Regions from separate parts of the Mus musculus genome. Here region 1 is linked to region 2. The links are chromatin loops, found by intact Hi-C in ENCODE. Cell type or tissue: heart. All regions are shown on one strand.

The links. A loop is a pair of places that touch in the nucleus more often than their neighbours do. Peaks named below come from ENCODE experiments on the same cell type or tissue, not always from the same donor. Only the 100,000 strongest peaks of a DNase experiment are listed, where the experiment ranks them.
Region 1: a loop joins it to region 2, with 3 times the contacts of the local background. A loop is called at or near these places in 9 of 42 quality-filtered maps.

What each region holds. Positions count from the first base shown.
Region 1 is chr10:86,702,075-86,710,074 of GRCm38, forward strand. It overlaps Hsp90b1 (heat shock protein 90, beta (Grp94), member 1), which reads right to left and starts at 3,370. Exons shown (of 18, transcript NM_011631.1): 1 at 3,233-3,370; 2 at 2,220-2,322; 3 at 1,386-1,527; 4 at 835-951. The coding sequence starts at 3,281. It overlaps Ttc41 (tetratricopeptide repeat domain 41), which reads left to right and starts at 3,737. Exons shown (of 16, transcript NM_001003910.2): 1 at 3,737-3,943. In heart, no CTCF peak of the experiment used is centred here; DNase peaks (open chromatin) are centred at 3,637 and 4,267; H3K4me3 peaks cover 4,626 bases; H3K27ac peaks cover 3,176 bases.
Region 2 is chr10:85,954,520-85,962,519 of GRCm38, forward strand. Rtcb (RNA 2',3'-cyclic phosphate and 5'-OH ligase) reads right to left here and starts at 3,274. Exons shown (of 12, transcript NM_145422.4): 1 at 3,096-3,274; 2 at 1,200-1,278. The coding sequence starts at 3,188. Gm48175 reads left to right here and starts at 386. Exons shown (of 1, transcript XM_030245432.1): 1 at 386-767. The coding sequence starts at 441. The coding sequence ends at 629. It overlaps Bpifc (BPI fold containing family C), which reads right to left. Exons shown (of 16, transcript NM_177772.4): 15 at 7,474-7,550; 16 at 5,172-6,022. The coding sequence ends at 5,900. In heart, no CTCF peak of the experiment used is centred here; a DNase peak (open chromatin) is centred at 3,302; H3K4me3 peaks cover 1,569 bases; H3K27ac peaks cover 1,606 bases.

The DNA.
Region 1 (8,000 bases), 750 kb after region 2:
CATGATGCCAAAAGCCAGGTTCCATATAAAGAAATATAGAAACCAGCTTGGACCACATCAACTTTAGATAGTGATGCACTACCCTACAGTCTATGTTATGGCATTTTTCAAAACCATACCTAAAAAGCATGTTTTTTGTATTTTTATATAAATCCAGCATAAGTAAAAAAAAAAAAAAAAAAAAAAAAACAAAACAAAACCTGGTATAAATGTCAAAGAACAGACACTAACCCAAATAACATACTTTTGAAGATAAACCTTAGGAAACCTCTTATTTCACAGAAATTAAAAGGGATTTTGGGATCTGTGATTATTAATGTTCTTCACTAAATAGTCCTAGCTGTCTTCAAGAACCTGGTAGGACTGTGCATCCATTTACAGGCCACATGATTATTTCTGCCCAGTGAAGGTGCAAGTGGAAGTTGAGTGTGACTTTCAGGCTGAGCCTTTAATTGGTGTGCGACCCTTTGCACCATGGCAACCAGAGACACTCCAGATGGCTGCTCAGTCAGCCTGTGGAACGATTTAAGCTGAGGTCTTGGCTACCTTTTCCTAAAGGGCTAGGTAGTATCTATTTTTGGCTTTAGGAGCCATAAGGCCCTATCAGTAATTACTGCCACTCTAGACAAAAGAATTTGTACTATAAAACTAGGTACAGCTGTTCACTAATAACCCTAATGAAAACAAGCAAAGTCAGTTTGACTCAAGGCAGTCTGCACACTTCCATGCTAACCCACTGTGACTAGGAAGTTACTGTTCACACCAGAATGACCTACTGCGGAGTGCCTGGGTTCCCAGGATTCGTTTTAAAAAGGAAAGTTATTTTAAGCTTACCTTAATCTTGACCGTTAACTCCTCATTTCCAGCGAGTGCATTTTCATCAGTTAGGGAGATGAGCCTTATCTTGTCTAAAGCATCAGAAGCATTTGAAATCAGTTCTCTCAGGAAAATCTAAAAAGAAGCCAGATTTAATGAGTTGCGATTGACCCCTAAGCATGGTAAGATGTTGGTTCTTATCCACTCCTCTCAGTTCTCCTCGGAATCGTGAAGACACTCTTCAAGGAACCAAGCCTTTTATGGTGCAAGAGATGGCTTTACTCTCTTCATAAAAAAGGAGGTGTGGCTCTATAACACTATGTGACAACTACAAGGGATATCTGAAGTGGTGGGAACAGGAATACCTCTCCCACCCTCCCTCAGGGGTACAGTTGTGTGACTTCATCCGTCGGTAGGTCATGACCTTATTCTGAGCTGACACGAAAGACCAGGACAATGTCCACTCCCTTCCTGCCCCAATATGGACCAATAAGAATTCTCATTCCGAATTTAATTCCTAATTTCTAATGGAAGGATCCAAACTGCTGTCCCAACCATGTAACACTTACCTCTTTATTTTTATACAAAGAATTGATGATAAGTTTCATCATCCTGTTCACTTCAGCTTGGAAGGCGAACTTTTCAGATTTTTCTCTAAGTTCTCTTATCTGTGATGCGTTTAACCCATCCAACTGAATAGCTTCTTCCTCTCTAAGGAAATCAAATTAGATAAGCAAATACTCAGCTTCATTTTTCTCAGTCTCTAGTCAGGACACAGACTGGCCTCTGCAGACCTTCTTGTTAAAAGAGCACTCACATACCAGCTCACTCTCATCACAGAATGGGCTGTGCTTAATGCTCGGCTGGAAATAGTTCCTAAAATTCCCAGAAAAATACATCTGGCTTCCCTCTACTGAAAAGCAAGTCATGACTTGTGTACGCTTGCACAGTGAACACTTTAGTACCGTCACTAATTCCTAGAAGGCCAAAATTGAAAATATACCTCACCGATTGAAAAGCCCTTTTCTTAAAAGTTAAAGGCATAAAAGTTCTATTTTTCATAGTACTAACTTCACACAGACAAAACCAATCAAGTGTCCTGTCAGGTCTTAGAAAGTTGGAAGCACAAGCTGAGTGGGCTACATCACCACTGGTTTTCTGGTTTTAGATGCTGAGGCTTATCCCTAGCACTTTCCTTCCTGAATCAGCAGTCACTCCCAGGAGCAGACTGCTAGGAGCTTTTGCCTGCAGATAAATGGGCACTCCTAAGATCTTCTCTGGTTATTTTGTATCATTAGCAACATTTTGGGCACTGGACCTTGTAATCTGAATGGAGAAACACCAACAGCCACTCTGCCCCACTAACTTGCAGAGCTTATCAACATAGCTTCAAATGCACCGACCTCTGCACAACTTCATCATCTGTCCTTGAGCCTTCTCGGCTTTTACCCAGGTCCTCTTCCACTGTGCCATCCACGTCGACTTCATCATCAGCTCTGACGAACCCTGGGGAGAAAGGTTACAACTCTCCACACTATTGCTTCCTCTCCTTCGCATAAAAAGCCATATCAACGGGGGCAAGAGTTAACACAATTCAGTAAGTAAATACAAGCTGTTGAGATGGAAGAATTATGTACTGACGTCAATAACCAATGTCAAGGTAAGTTTGCACGCTAAAGTTTAAATATGAATGCTCAAGACCCCCGTTGACTCTGGAAGGCCAGGCAGCCATCACGTGTGTCTATCCTAGGCAGTGAGAGAGGCCCCCGTCTACACCCACACGTGTTGCGCACAGCTGAGAGGAGGTCTCTACACTGGCCAAGCCAAAACTTGGGCCTCACTTAGTTATCACAGGTCAGAATGCAAACAGGGTTTGTGCAACTTCTGTTGAGGGGAACTGAAATCCGGCCCAAAGGGGAAGACATGTCAAGGACAGCTCTTGAAGCACATCGGAATCAGATATTGGGCCACCGCCACGACGCTGGCCCGAGGGCCCACGCTCGCGAGTCGGGCGTTAGAAAACAGAAACGCGCTCCGGGAGTAGAGGGCAGGGGCTGGGGGTCCTCAGGCTCTGGTGGCCAAAGGTCGGACCTGATCACAAAAGTCCTTAGGGAGGGGTTCCAGGAAGGCTTCCCCCGGGAGTAGAGTCCGAGAGACCGCGCCCCGTCAGCGAGACTTCGGGGAGCGCTCTAGCACCATCCGCAGGGTATTTATTTAAATGCCCGGTCTCCAAGTCGCCTTTTCCCAGAGGCCTCAGGGAAAGCATCATCACCCAAGTCTCCTTCGAGGGAACGAGATGGTCCCTGAAACCCCTGTAGGCCACCCGGCGTCCCCAACCCAGGTTCAACGCCCCAAGAACGTTCGAGAAGCGGCCACACAGGAAGGGGAGGGCGCCCACTGCCGCCCGGTCACTCACCGAAGGTCAGCAGGACACAGCAGAGGCCCAACACCCACAGGACCCTCATGGTGCGTGGCCGGCGAGTCGCAAGTCCTTTTCGGTCTCAGGAGCCGCCTCCACCCCCCCAATCCCGAGTCTAAGCTCCTCACACCTCCAGCAGCGCGGTCCGCCCACTAAGCCGCGCGCAGGTCGGGCCGCTTTTCACCCCACTGCTTGCGGGCGGGGGACGGGAAACACGAACTCACCAATCGTGCCTCACCACGCACTCTCTGCACCCAATGGAGACGCATGGGGGGGGACCGCAGCCCGCCAATCGGAACTGTCCAGGTGCGGTGCCCGATGCCCGAAGCGTGGCTCCTTGCGATTGGGCTTGTCCAGCGGCTTTCCTCCAATCAGATGGCTCCGCGGGCCCTCACACACCGGGCCACCCTTTGGCCTGGGAAGCCTTGGTCCCTGAGGAAAACCGTCCAATGAACGTAGGCGCATAGCACGTCTGTCCATTCCTAGAGGTCCCGGGGAACCACTTCCGGCTTCTAGCGAACGTTTAGTCCGTGACTAGGGGAAACGGTAGCCAAGACAATGCGTCCTTTACCCTTTTCTCGTCTACGACGCGGGTCACGTTACGAGTCCTTTCAGCGCTACGTTCGCCGTCACCTTTCTTTTGGGCGTTTCTTTTCGCAAAAGAGAAATTTGTGAGGGGTTGAATATCCGGAATGCGTTTGGATGGTGGTGAGAAACTACAGTTTCCGGCATGCAACGCACTAATCTCATGAATGCTGGGAATTGTAGTCTCTGGCATCTAAGCCAGTTGCGTAGCTTGGCCCTTGCTTACTCCAATCTTGTGTCCGCGGGAAATGTCTCTGAGTGATTATAGGATTTCCACCTCATTCAGATTGCAGAATAGATCTGTGCTTGTTCTAGGACTCTAATGCACACAGTTTTCAGAGGCGGACCTGAAAAGCAGCCCCGCGTAGCCCTAGTCTCACCGTGTCAGAGGGTCAGCCCTGGATTCTGGGCTGGTGGTAGCACCCGGGTTTCCACGTCCGCTTTCTTGCGCGTCACTCAGGGTCCCTAGAGCCTTCAGTTACACTTGGCGTTGCGCTGCTCGCATTTCCTGTCCTCTCTGGTTTGGTTTGCAGTAGAGGGTGGCAGGGGCTCTCCAACCCCGAAGGAAACAAGGACCCAAGTTCCTTTGACATCCCCATAAATATCAAAGAATGACTGGGCAATCTAGAGCCTCTTTTGTGAATCAGCCAGAGAGCGCGGTGGTGAAGTCCAGGCTAGCATAGAACAGGAAAGAACTTATGCAGATACTTGAAAGCAAAAGCCGCAGAGCTTGCAAAACAGCCTGGATTGTGGCTTTGTAACTTCATAGAAACACCTTTCCGCCTTCCGAAAGATAGCAAAAGAGGCTCTTTCTGGTGAGGGAAGTCCCTAAGGCCAGCTTGTACGTTCCGAAATGTTTTCTAAGCTCTTTAGCCTCATTTTAACCAATTTTCCACCAGCACGCTTGCCTGCCTCTAACACATCCATTCCATCACCGCTTTCTCCAAGAAAATTCGAGTTGTTTTTTTTTTTTAGGCAATCCAGGTTCCCGAAGGCAAGCTTTTCAGTGACAATGTCATAGTCCCTTTGACAACTTCAAGAATTTAGACTTGTAGAACTTGAATCTGTGGTTTGGTGTTTACATAATGTGGTGATGGCTTATTTACATCTGTCTGATTTACCTACATTTGCCAAAGCATACAGAAATGTAAGACGAAGGCCTTATGCCTCTGTGCTTGTGTTTGTTGTTTAGAGCATACCAGGATCTTATTTATTTGTGCTTTTGGAAAAAGATGGCCATTTCTGCGTATGACAGCCCATCATCCACTTTCTTTCTTTCTTACTCTCTTTCTTTCTTTCTTTCTTTCTTTCTTCCTTTCTTTTTTTTTTTTATCGAGCAAGTAAGCAAGTATTGTGAAACTGTGACTGCATCTTAACTGGCCAGTGGGAGGTAGATCGGGCTGCACCTGGGAGGAACTGAGAATGAGATTTGTCCTCCAAAATAAAGCTGGTGGGTTTTTGGTTTTGTTCTTTTTTTTTTTTTTTTTTTTGGGGGGGGGGGGTAGAAGTTTCTGCAGATGATGGTCCCCAGATAGAAAGGAGAGAGAGAGAGAATCAGAGAGAGAGAATCTACTTCCAGACTGGCAGAAGATGGTCAGTCCTTATCTGACTTGCTGGCCAAGCTCCCTGGAAAATACATGGCTTTCAGCTGAGGAGAGATGGCTTAGTGGATAAAATGATTGCCCCACTTGAACTATGACCGGAATTAGGGTTTTCAGCACTCACATAACATTAGATACTGGTCTAACCCATGCTGGGGGTAGGGTGGTTTTGCTAGAGACAGATATGGCTCCCTGGCCAGACAGCATAGCCAAGATGACAAACTCCAGGTTCACTAAGAGGATAGAGGAACACACACACACACACACACACACACACACATGTTTCTTGAATTCCTAGTGTTTTCCCGTGTTCCCTTCTTCAGACTTTGACCAGTCACTGATCTCTAGGGTCAGTCTGCTCTGTCTTTCCCTCAGCACTGATCCTCCATAGGGTTATTAAGCTCCCCACCTTTGAATCTGATTCTCTTGCTTCCTAGTGAGCTACCCTGTGGGTGCTGGGAACTGACCCCTGATTATCTGCAAGAGCAAATGTTCTTATCCACTGAGCCATTTCTCCAAGGATGCTTTAAAAAAAAAGTTTTAATTTTTATTGGTTTAGACATGGTCTTTTTGTATGTATCCCTGGGTGTCTTGGACCTTACTTTGTAGGCCAGGCTGGCCTCCTCTTGCCTCTGCCTCCCAAATGCTGAGACTAAAGGGGTGGGCTGCCACTCCCAGCTAGTTTCTCTCTCTCTCTCTCTCTCTCTCTCTCTCTCTCTCTCTCTCTCTCTAACACTATGTTTATGACCACTACTGGCAATGGCTACTTTACTTGTGGTTTTTGTCATACTTCTTGAGTAAAGGAGTATGACAAAAGGCATATGCTTCTTAGGCAAAGGAGATGCAGTTAGGGGTAGGAATAGCTCTCTTCATAGCCAGGTTTAATCCAGCCATGGGGAGACCAAGAAAGGAAAGCCCTTGGCATTTGGGATCATTAAAGAATTGAGGCATGGAGTGGATACCAAGGTGGAACACGATTGATTTGTGCCCTCCCTCCACCCACTATCTCTCCTCTATTAATACAACAAGTGCAGGATCTACTATGTGATGTGTATTATGTATGCTAGGGGCTGGAATTTCACTGGTGAACAATGAAGATATGGCCCTTTTACCCACAGACCATGAGGAGGTAATTAATAGTGGAGGCATGCTGTAAGTAAATTTATTTATCTATTTATCTATTTATTTATTTTGGAGACAAGATCTTGCTAGCTAGCCTGGGCTGACCTGGGCTGTAGCCCAGGTTAGCCTCCAACTCTGGGTGCTCCTGAGTGTTAGAACTACAGGAATGTGCTTGTACACTTGGATATAAGTGCAAGTTCAGGATGTAACCTGAGTAACAACAGTAGAATGTCACAGAAGAGAACTGTGGAACCCAGATGGGGACATTCTTGACCTTGATAAGGGTGAGTGAGTGCTTAAAGCTCTTCAAGCTGCACACTTAAAGGGGGTGAACCTTCTAACATTTAACACTTGAATCCCTTTTTGGGTTGTTTTTTCTTTTTACAATGTTTTTCTTAGACAGTTTCATGTGTGTGTATGATGCATTTTGAGCTACATAGCTCCCATTACTACTGAACCCAACAGATTGCCTTCTGTCATGTCTTCAGAACGTATTTTGATGTGCATATGAAACCTCAAACTCAAGTAACCCAACAGCAGCTGCTACTCTGAAACAAAATATTAAAAAACATTTCAGAAAGAATCGAGAGGCAGCCAGTTATGTCTACTATTGTTAGTGTTGTTCCTCGCTCATTAGGATGGCCCAGCAATAGGACAAAGAAACAATGGGGACACATTTTAGCAAAATTGCTGGACCTAGTGATGCATGCCTTTAATCCCAGCAGTTGGGAAGCAGAGGCAGGCTGATCTATGAGTTGGACGACAGCCTGATCTACAGAGTAAGTTCCAGACAGCTAGGCTATACAGAGAAATCCTGTCTCAAAAACAAACAAACAAAAGCAAAAGACCAAGAGAGAGAGAATTTGATTGAAGTTCCTTATTTTGTAATTTTTTTGGCAATTATTATTTATGTATCCCAGATACCCGGTACCTTAGTTTATTTAATGTCTCAAACAAATATGAGAATCTGGTAAGTTATTTAAGATGAACCTATAAAAATTAAGTCTTGCTCTCATCTTGTAAAAACATAAAAATTGAAACAAGAACGTCATTTGTATTAATTAATATGTGGGAATTAACAAAGACATAATTCCAGTGGGAAGAAAACTACATACTGTATTAAAGAAATGAACTTGGATCAGTCTACACCCTGGAATTATGTGTTGCTGTGTGCTGAGTTGCAGTTTTAGGGAGCTCTCATTTATAGTGTCACATGGTGTCTGCTGATCTGAAATGAAGGCACACTTCAGTGTGTTTTAGGTTCGCTAACCATCACCTTCCTGTTTCTAATTCCTGAGCAGGGAGACCAAAGGCACGTACCACCCACGCACAGAACCTGCTCTCTTTTATTTGTTTATTTATTTAATTTATTTATTTATTAGTTAATGTATTGTTTTTGAGACAGAGTTTCTCTGTGAAGTCTTGGCTATCCTGGAACTCACATCACAGACCAGGCT
Region 2 (8,000 bases):
CAGCAAGCTCTGGAGATCTGCCTTGTCTCCCTCCCCACCCAGGGCTGAGATCACAGAGGGATCCTTGAACCTGGCTTTTACCCAGGTGCCAGGGCTCCCACCTCAGCTCTTCATGTTTACACAGCCGGCACTTTACTCACTGGGCCACAGCCAAAGCCTTCAGCAGTGCCATTTAACACAAGTGAACTTAGTCAAGCAAGGAAGAAAGGATTTATTTTGCTAATCTAAAAAAAAAAAAAAAAAAAGAAAAGGGCTAAAAGATTCTATCCCACTGCCAGTTTAGAGTATCACTTTAGGGCATTACACCTTTATCTCTAAGCCGCCCTGCAGCCATGTGAATTAATGCTCACTAAAGCTAGTAACCAGCTAAGACTACTGGTTTTGCTTTTTGCCCAGTAGCTGTGGAACCTGGTGTGGCCTATAGCCTTGCTCTTACTGAGATGCTTCAAGGGCTTGTTAAGACTGTGTGGGTCCCCATGAAACCCTCCTGTACCCAGGTTTACCAGGAAATCTGGGTAGAAATGGGGTCAGTGACCTTCATCCCTTATTCAATCAGGAGTGCTGATAAAAGAAGTAAAGTGCTGGAAGGCTCCAGTCCTGCAGCTGCCCTGGGCCATCACTACTTCTGATTCCACTCAAGATGAACGGTGCTAACCCAGCTAAACCTAAGCAGGCTGTGTTAGATGGGAACATGGAACATTGCTGTAGACTTACCTAAGAACCCTTTACAGTGTGGCATTAATAAATGTATCTGAGAAGTGCCCCACCCCCCCAAAAAAGAAAAAAGTACTGGTTTGAATAATTAGGCACTTTGAGATTTGAATTCTGGCTCTGTCACTATGAAGCTGTGACCAAGGACAAGCTAAAAGTCACTTACACTCACTGCATTTTGGAATTCTACAAGAGACAGACAATATCTCCCTTTTTAGTTATTTCAAACATGACATGAACAATCAGTATAGAGATCTAATGACACGCAGTGAGTGCAGGATGGACAGCAGTGTGTGCTATTAGAGTGTGCAGTTATCTGAGAACAAGCCCTGAGCTCCAAACCTTTACACAGCAGTGTGCCCCAACATGTGATCACAAATATATAGGTGCTTTGATTCAAGTCTAGATCACTCCTTAAAAATGTCTCACACTGGTTGAGTTCCTCTTGATTCAGGGAACAGGGAAAGCTCTACCTCTAGTGTACTTACCACCACCTCGACAGGCGTTCCTTAATTCCTCAAACATTAGTTTTTCCAGAGCATCATTCACATAAAACACTCCTTCAACCTGATACAAAAGAAAAGCAAAATGCGTTGTCTGAACCCAAGTTTCTCAAGTACACGCCCAGTGGGCAGAACGTATACACTGCACATAGCGCTTCATTCTGCATGAACGTCTATACCACACATAGCGCTTCATTCTGCATGAACGTCTATACCACACATAGCGCTTCATTCTGCATGAACGTCTATACCACACATAGCGCTTCATTCTGCATGAACGTCTATACCACACATAGCGCTTCATTCTGCATGAACGTCTATACCACACATAGCGCTTCATTCTGCATGAACGTCTATACCACACAAAGTGCTTCATTCTGCATGAACGTCTATACCACACATAGCGCTTCATTCTGCATGAACGTCTATACCACACATAGCGCTTCATTCTGCATAAACGTCTATACCACACATAGCGCTTCATTCTGCATGAACGTCTATACCACACATAGCGCTTCATTCTGCATGAACGTCTATACCACACATAGCGCTTCATTCTGCATGAACGTCTATACCACACATAGCGCTTCATTCTGCATGAACGTCTATACCACACATAGTGCTTCATTCTGCATGAACGTCTATACCACACAAAGTGCTTCATTCTGCATGAAGCTGCCACGTTGCGTCTTTTAAGAGGAAAACTTCCAGTCACAATCTAAAAGGATCTTAGAGCATTTTAGATCTGGGTTTAAACTGGAAATGTCCAACCCGTAAAATCTAATCAACGATCTTCAAAACGGAAAAACTGCTCACAAATTTCTGAGGCGATATGTCTATCATGATTTTGCTATTATATAACTTACGCATTATAAAAAGCATCATATATATATATATATATAATATGTATGTGTGTATAATATATATGTATATAATATATGCGTATATATATTATACACACACACACACACACGGATATAATGTACAATTTTCATGTGTCACTTAATAAATTAGCAAGACTCTACCAACCAGCCTTCCCTTCTTCCACACAACAAAGGAAAATACTGTTTCACTGCTGTGGACTTTTTCTCCCTAGTATACCTTGCAAAGTGGTGCAAGGCTTCTCTGTGTAACCAGTCCTGAATGGATCTTCCATTTCCCAGCCTCCAGGGATTATAGGCCCGAGCCACCAAGCGAAGCCTATCAGAAACTTTTTACTAAGACAAAGGACTGCAAATCTTTATTGCATTCTCATGGCATTTATGAGACGGTGTCACTTAACACATGTGCCAAAACCTCACAAGTGTTTTCTTCCTCAACGTTTATCGGAACTTTCGAGTACACACGGCGGTGGCGACAGCAGGCCCAGGGTTTCAGATCCTGGTCTCTGGCTCCCAAGCCTTCAGCTGAAACACATCATTCAGGCTGAGAGAAGTGGACTCGATACGAATTCAGGGTTGTCTTCCTAGATGGGTACAGATAAGTTACCCACCAACTCGGGGGTCCTCCGCCAAGAGCATATTAAAAGCTCGAATCATGCCGATTGTCGTTACGTTAAAACCCAGTTAAGTTTGGAGAATGCCATCTGTAAACGTTAACTAAATATCAGGACTCAAGAGAAACAGAGTTCCTGGCTGGCGGTGCCAACTTGGGAAAGTCCACAGAAATCTCGGAAGACCAGGAACACCGTGTCTGATGGTGCGTGGGGAAAACACGCGTGAGCCCCCACGCTGCGTCCGTCTGTCCTCGTGTGTGTGGACCTGGCGCGTGCAGTCTGCAGAGGAGGGAGACCTGGAACCCCGCAGCCCTGCGCTGGGCGGAGGCCGCCGGTTCGCGGCGGAGTCGCGGCCTGCAGCTCCCAAGGCCGCTGCCCCAACTCACCTGCATGTTGGGCACAAAGCCCTTCTTGATCCTCCAGCAGTTTTTATTGATCTTGTCCAAGAACTGTAGCTCATCGTTGTAGTTACGACTCATGGTGGCGGCGAGGCCAGCGATAGCTCCTGGCTACGCTTAGAAAGAGAAACCACCCCGCAGTCCACCCGCTCCACGCAGCGCCGCCTCTCAGGGCGCAGGCGCGACCAGCTCCGCTCCAGGAGGGAAGATGGCAAGCGCCGAGGCTCAAAACTCTTCGCGCGAGTCCTGATCATCTCGTTACAATGAATTACAGCGCTAGTCTTCACTTGCACTTCCCCCCCCTCTTTCTTTCTCTCCCTCTTTCTTTCTTTCTCTCTCTCTCTCTTCCTTCCTTTCTTCCTTTCTTTCTTTCTTTCTTTCTTTCTTTCTTCTTTCTTCCTTCCTTCCTTTCCTTCCTTTCTTTCCTTCTTCCTTTCTTTTCCTCTTTCTTTCTTTCTTTCTTTCTTTCTTTCTTCCCCTCTTTCTTTCTTTCCCTCTTTCTTTCTTTCTTTCTTTCTTTCTTTCTGTCTGTCTGTCTGTCTGTCTTTCTTCCTTCCTTCCTTCCTTTTTTCTTTCTTTCTTTCCTTTTCTTTCTTTTCCTCTTTCTTTCTTTCCCTCTTTCTTTCTTTCTTTCTTTCTTTCTCCCCCTCTTTCTTTCTTCCCCTCTTTCTTTCTTTCCCTCTATCTTTCTTTCTTCCCCTCTTTCTTTCTTTCTTTCTTTCTTTCTTTCTTTCTCTCTCTTTTTCCTTTCTTCCCCCCTCCCCCTTTCTCTCTCCCTCCCTCCCTTCACCCCCCCCCCTTTTTTAAAGTAAGATCTCGATACTTAGCCTTGGTGAGCCTATGTATCCGGGTTGGCTTCGAACTCTCACAGATACCCTTGCCAATGTCTCCTGACTGCTGCTATTGAAGACATACTGCTTTAAGAATGTTTTTGAGCTGCTCCTGAAACCTCTTCACCCTGGATCAGGTCAACTGCTATATAGAACATACAGTTTGGAGTTCATGCCCCATGAACATTAGTGAAACAGCTGAGCAAGATAAAATACTAATGACGTTTGCAATGTATCAGAATGAGATTGAAGATGTACAACAAACACTCCATTACAAAATGAGCATCCAAAAGAAGCATATCACAACACTGTATCATTTATTTCTACAAATGCTTGTGAAGGAAATCTGCTCTGGCCAGCAATTCCCTACAAAGATGGATAAATCCCTCTTTCAGGGATCACTGTGTTCCATAGCTTTGTTTGGACTGTGTCCTGTGTCTGTACCTTTAAACTTAATTGACTCTTGCTCTTGGGATAAGAAAGCTGGCAGTGATTTGCAGGATAGTCCTACCCTGTGAAAAACACCACCATAGCAATCAGGAAGACTTGGGTTCAGGTTCCGCCTATGCCATTACCACCTTTGTGTGATACATTCCTCTGTTTTCACTTCTATGAAATGGGATCATAATTATTCATAGTGGCTCTGAAGGTCACAGACATGAAACTGGAGGAGTAACTAGACCAGGATGTTAAGTACTTATACAGCCCTCTTCTATCCCCCAGTAACCTAAGGAGTTAAGCAAAGGGTGTGGTTTCTGTTCATTTTTACATATCCACCCTGGCTGTCCCACTCTCCTGCTCCCCTGTCCAGTCTCACCCTGCTGATTAATGACACTAATGTCAACTGTGAACTGCCTAGGTTTAATAAGCTGCACTACCATTTCAGTCAATCTTTTTAAAAAAAGATTTATTTATTTTATTTATGTGAGTACACTGTAGCTGTCCTCAGACACACCAGAAGAGGGCCTCAGATCCCATTACAGATGGTTGTGAGCTACCGTGTGGTGGCTGGTTATTGAACTCAGGACCTCTGGAAGAGCAGTCAATGTTCTAAACTGCTGAGCCATCTCTCCAGCCCTCATTTCATCCAATCACTGAAAGGACACATCCACAAACATAAACAAATGACACAGGACAACCATAGGAAAGATTTAAGGGGCTCTCGGCTCCCTTTTAGTATTGGTGTTTGTAGAACTTCAGTCTTTGCCGAAGTTTTAAAAAAATTAAGTCTTTTCCATTTTTCTGTCATATTTTATTAAAATAAATTCAGGACAGGAGCTTTCACACATAGATTCTGACATCGTTAGAAAACAATTTTAATTAAGCACAGGACAGTAATAGTAAACATAAAACATAAAGTCCAATAAAAGTAGAAAGTCTCTAAAGAGCAGACATAGTCTTACACACACACACACACACAGATACACACAGACACACACACAGAGGCACACACACACACACACACATACATACACACACAGAGGCACACAGACACAGAGGCACACACACAGACACAGACACAAACACAGACACAGAGACACACACAGACACACAGACACACACACAGACACAGACACACACACACACAGATACACACCACACACAGAGGCACACACAGACACACATACACACACACACACACACCTACCAATGCAAATACAGACAAGTTCCTTACAACCTTACCACCTGGTCGGATCCACATGCCTTACTCTTTCCCACAAAGGCTAAACACAGGCACACAATGTGCTTACACATGCTCACATACACAGACCCCACTCCCACTACCTTGTTCCTGTTCATCATTTTAACTGTCGACCTTACTCTAGGTCTCTCAGGGCTCCAGAAGGAGACCTTTTCCACAAGGGCTTTAATATCCAGGATGCACGGTCTTCATCTTCCAGGTTTCTGGTTTCTGGGGGACTGAAGGCTGTTTACTTCCTGGGGTGTATTGTGAGCGGGCCATCAATGGGTTGGCTGTTCTCTCCATGGTCTATGTACTAGGTTCAGATCCCCCCAGCTGTTCAGATTTGGCTGTGGCTTTGAGGATGTGTCATATGCCAGGTCACTAGAAACCAGAAGGTAACCCTGAGAGGAAGGCAGAATAAAGACAATTTTAAATTAAGGCCATATCTGGGTTTGCATGAGAGAGGAAAGTTTCTTTGCCAGGCCTGAAAGCATCAAACTTTTCTCAATCCCTATGTGAGGGCCACTGATGCAAGAAGTGGCCATTCTGGATTACTGTCCCTAGATATGACATTGGTAGTGGGGAGTGAAAAAGAGGGAGTCTGGGAGCTATGAGGAAGTGTCCACTAGTGTGCAGGTGGGAGATGCTTTCTGAAAGTAGAAATATATTTCTACTTTCCCAAACTACAAAAAAACAAAACACAGAGAAGAGGCAGCAGTGCTATGTAGTTAGTTAGAATCTCCCAGAAAGTAGCCTTCAATCGGTCGCATCCTAAGGATTGTCTTCAGGGGAACGCCCTGAAGTTCCTTTGGCTGAAAGTATCAAAGAACCAATAAAGTACTTAGCTCTCATGGTTTCAATGCAAAATATTCCTCAGCCTCATGTGTTTAGAAACTTGGCCACCAGCACGTGACACTACTTTGGAAAGTTGTGGAGCCTAGGAGATGAAATCTTGCTGAAGGAAGTGGGTCAGTGGGGCATGTCTTCAGGTTTTATGGCTTGGTCTATTTCCTGTACACTGCTCCCTGACTTCTAGGAAATGGAACCAGGTATCTGATGTTTCTCTTGCCACACTTTTCCCTGCTGTGGTGGACTGTATCCTTTTGAGCTATAAGCCAAAAGCAAAACCACAAAAACAAAACAAAACAAAACAAAACAAAAAACCAACACAAACAACAACAAACCTAAAACTCCAACAAAACCAAAAAAAAAAAAAAAAAAAAAAACCTTTCTCTCCTATTCTACGTTGTATTTTGTCCGGCATTTAGTCACTGCAACAAGAGAAATGACTAATATATCACCCATTTTCCTTTCTACACAAGACACTACACTTACTTGGGTCTACTTTCTTCACTCATAAAATGAGATTCATATCTGGTGAAATAAAGCATTTTAAAACTTGCTTTCCTTATACTGAGGGGTGATTAAATGTAACCCTCAGAGTGAAGCTAGACTTAGCCTGACTCTTACATTTTTCATTGTTATTTATAAATTTTAACAGCTGGGTGTTTTGTTTATGAAATTCCATGGCTGGTAAAACTCCATGGTAAGCAGAATAAAGCACAATGAGGGAAAGGAGAAGACTTCGTGGTAAGAGAACTCACTGTCCTTACAGAGGACCTGGGTGTGGTTTCCAGCACCTACATTGTGTGCCTCATGATTGCCTGTAACTTCCGTTCCAGGAGATCTGATGTGGAACCAGTATAAGTGTGGCATAAATCCATAGACTCATGTACACACATATCCATATGAAATAAGATAAAGAAATCTTTTTAAAAAATAGGTAATAAACAAAACAGGAAGCTTTCTCTACTGTGAAAATAAATAGTGAAGAAGAGATTCCGAGTCTTACCTCAAGAACTTCAATATCCGAATTGATGAATGAGATATTGTAGGGGTTGGGAAGAGGAAATCCTTGCTGCAGTTTTGCTACAATGTAGAAAAAAAGATGTAAGGTAATTAATTTTTAAAAGTATCCGTAATTATATATATTTGGATACTGGAACAAAACAAAACACTTTCTGTTTTCTCTCATTTAAGTACTAGCCTTGCCTGACTATGTCTTTCATTTTCTACATATTCATAAAAGATATATATATATATACACATATACATATATACATACAAACGTATACATATACATATGTGTGTATATATATGTATGTGTGTGTGTGTATGTATATAATATGTGTGGAGGCCAGAGGATAACTTCAATGTCATTTTTTACTTCCATCCCTGTTGTGGTTTGAATATGCTTGGCCCAGGAAGTGGCACTATTAAGAGGTGTGGCCTTGTTGGAGGAAGTGTGTCACTGTGGGGGTGGGCTTTGAGACCATCCTCCTGGCTGCCTATGAGACAATCTCTCCTGGCTACAGCCTT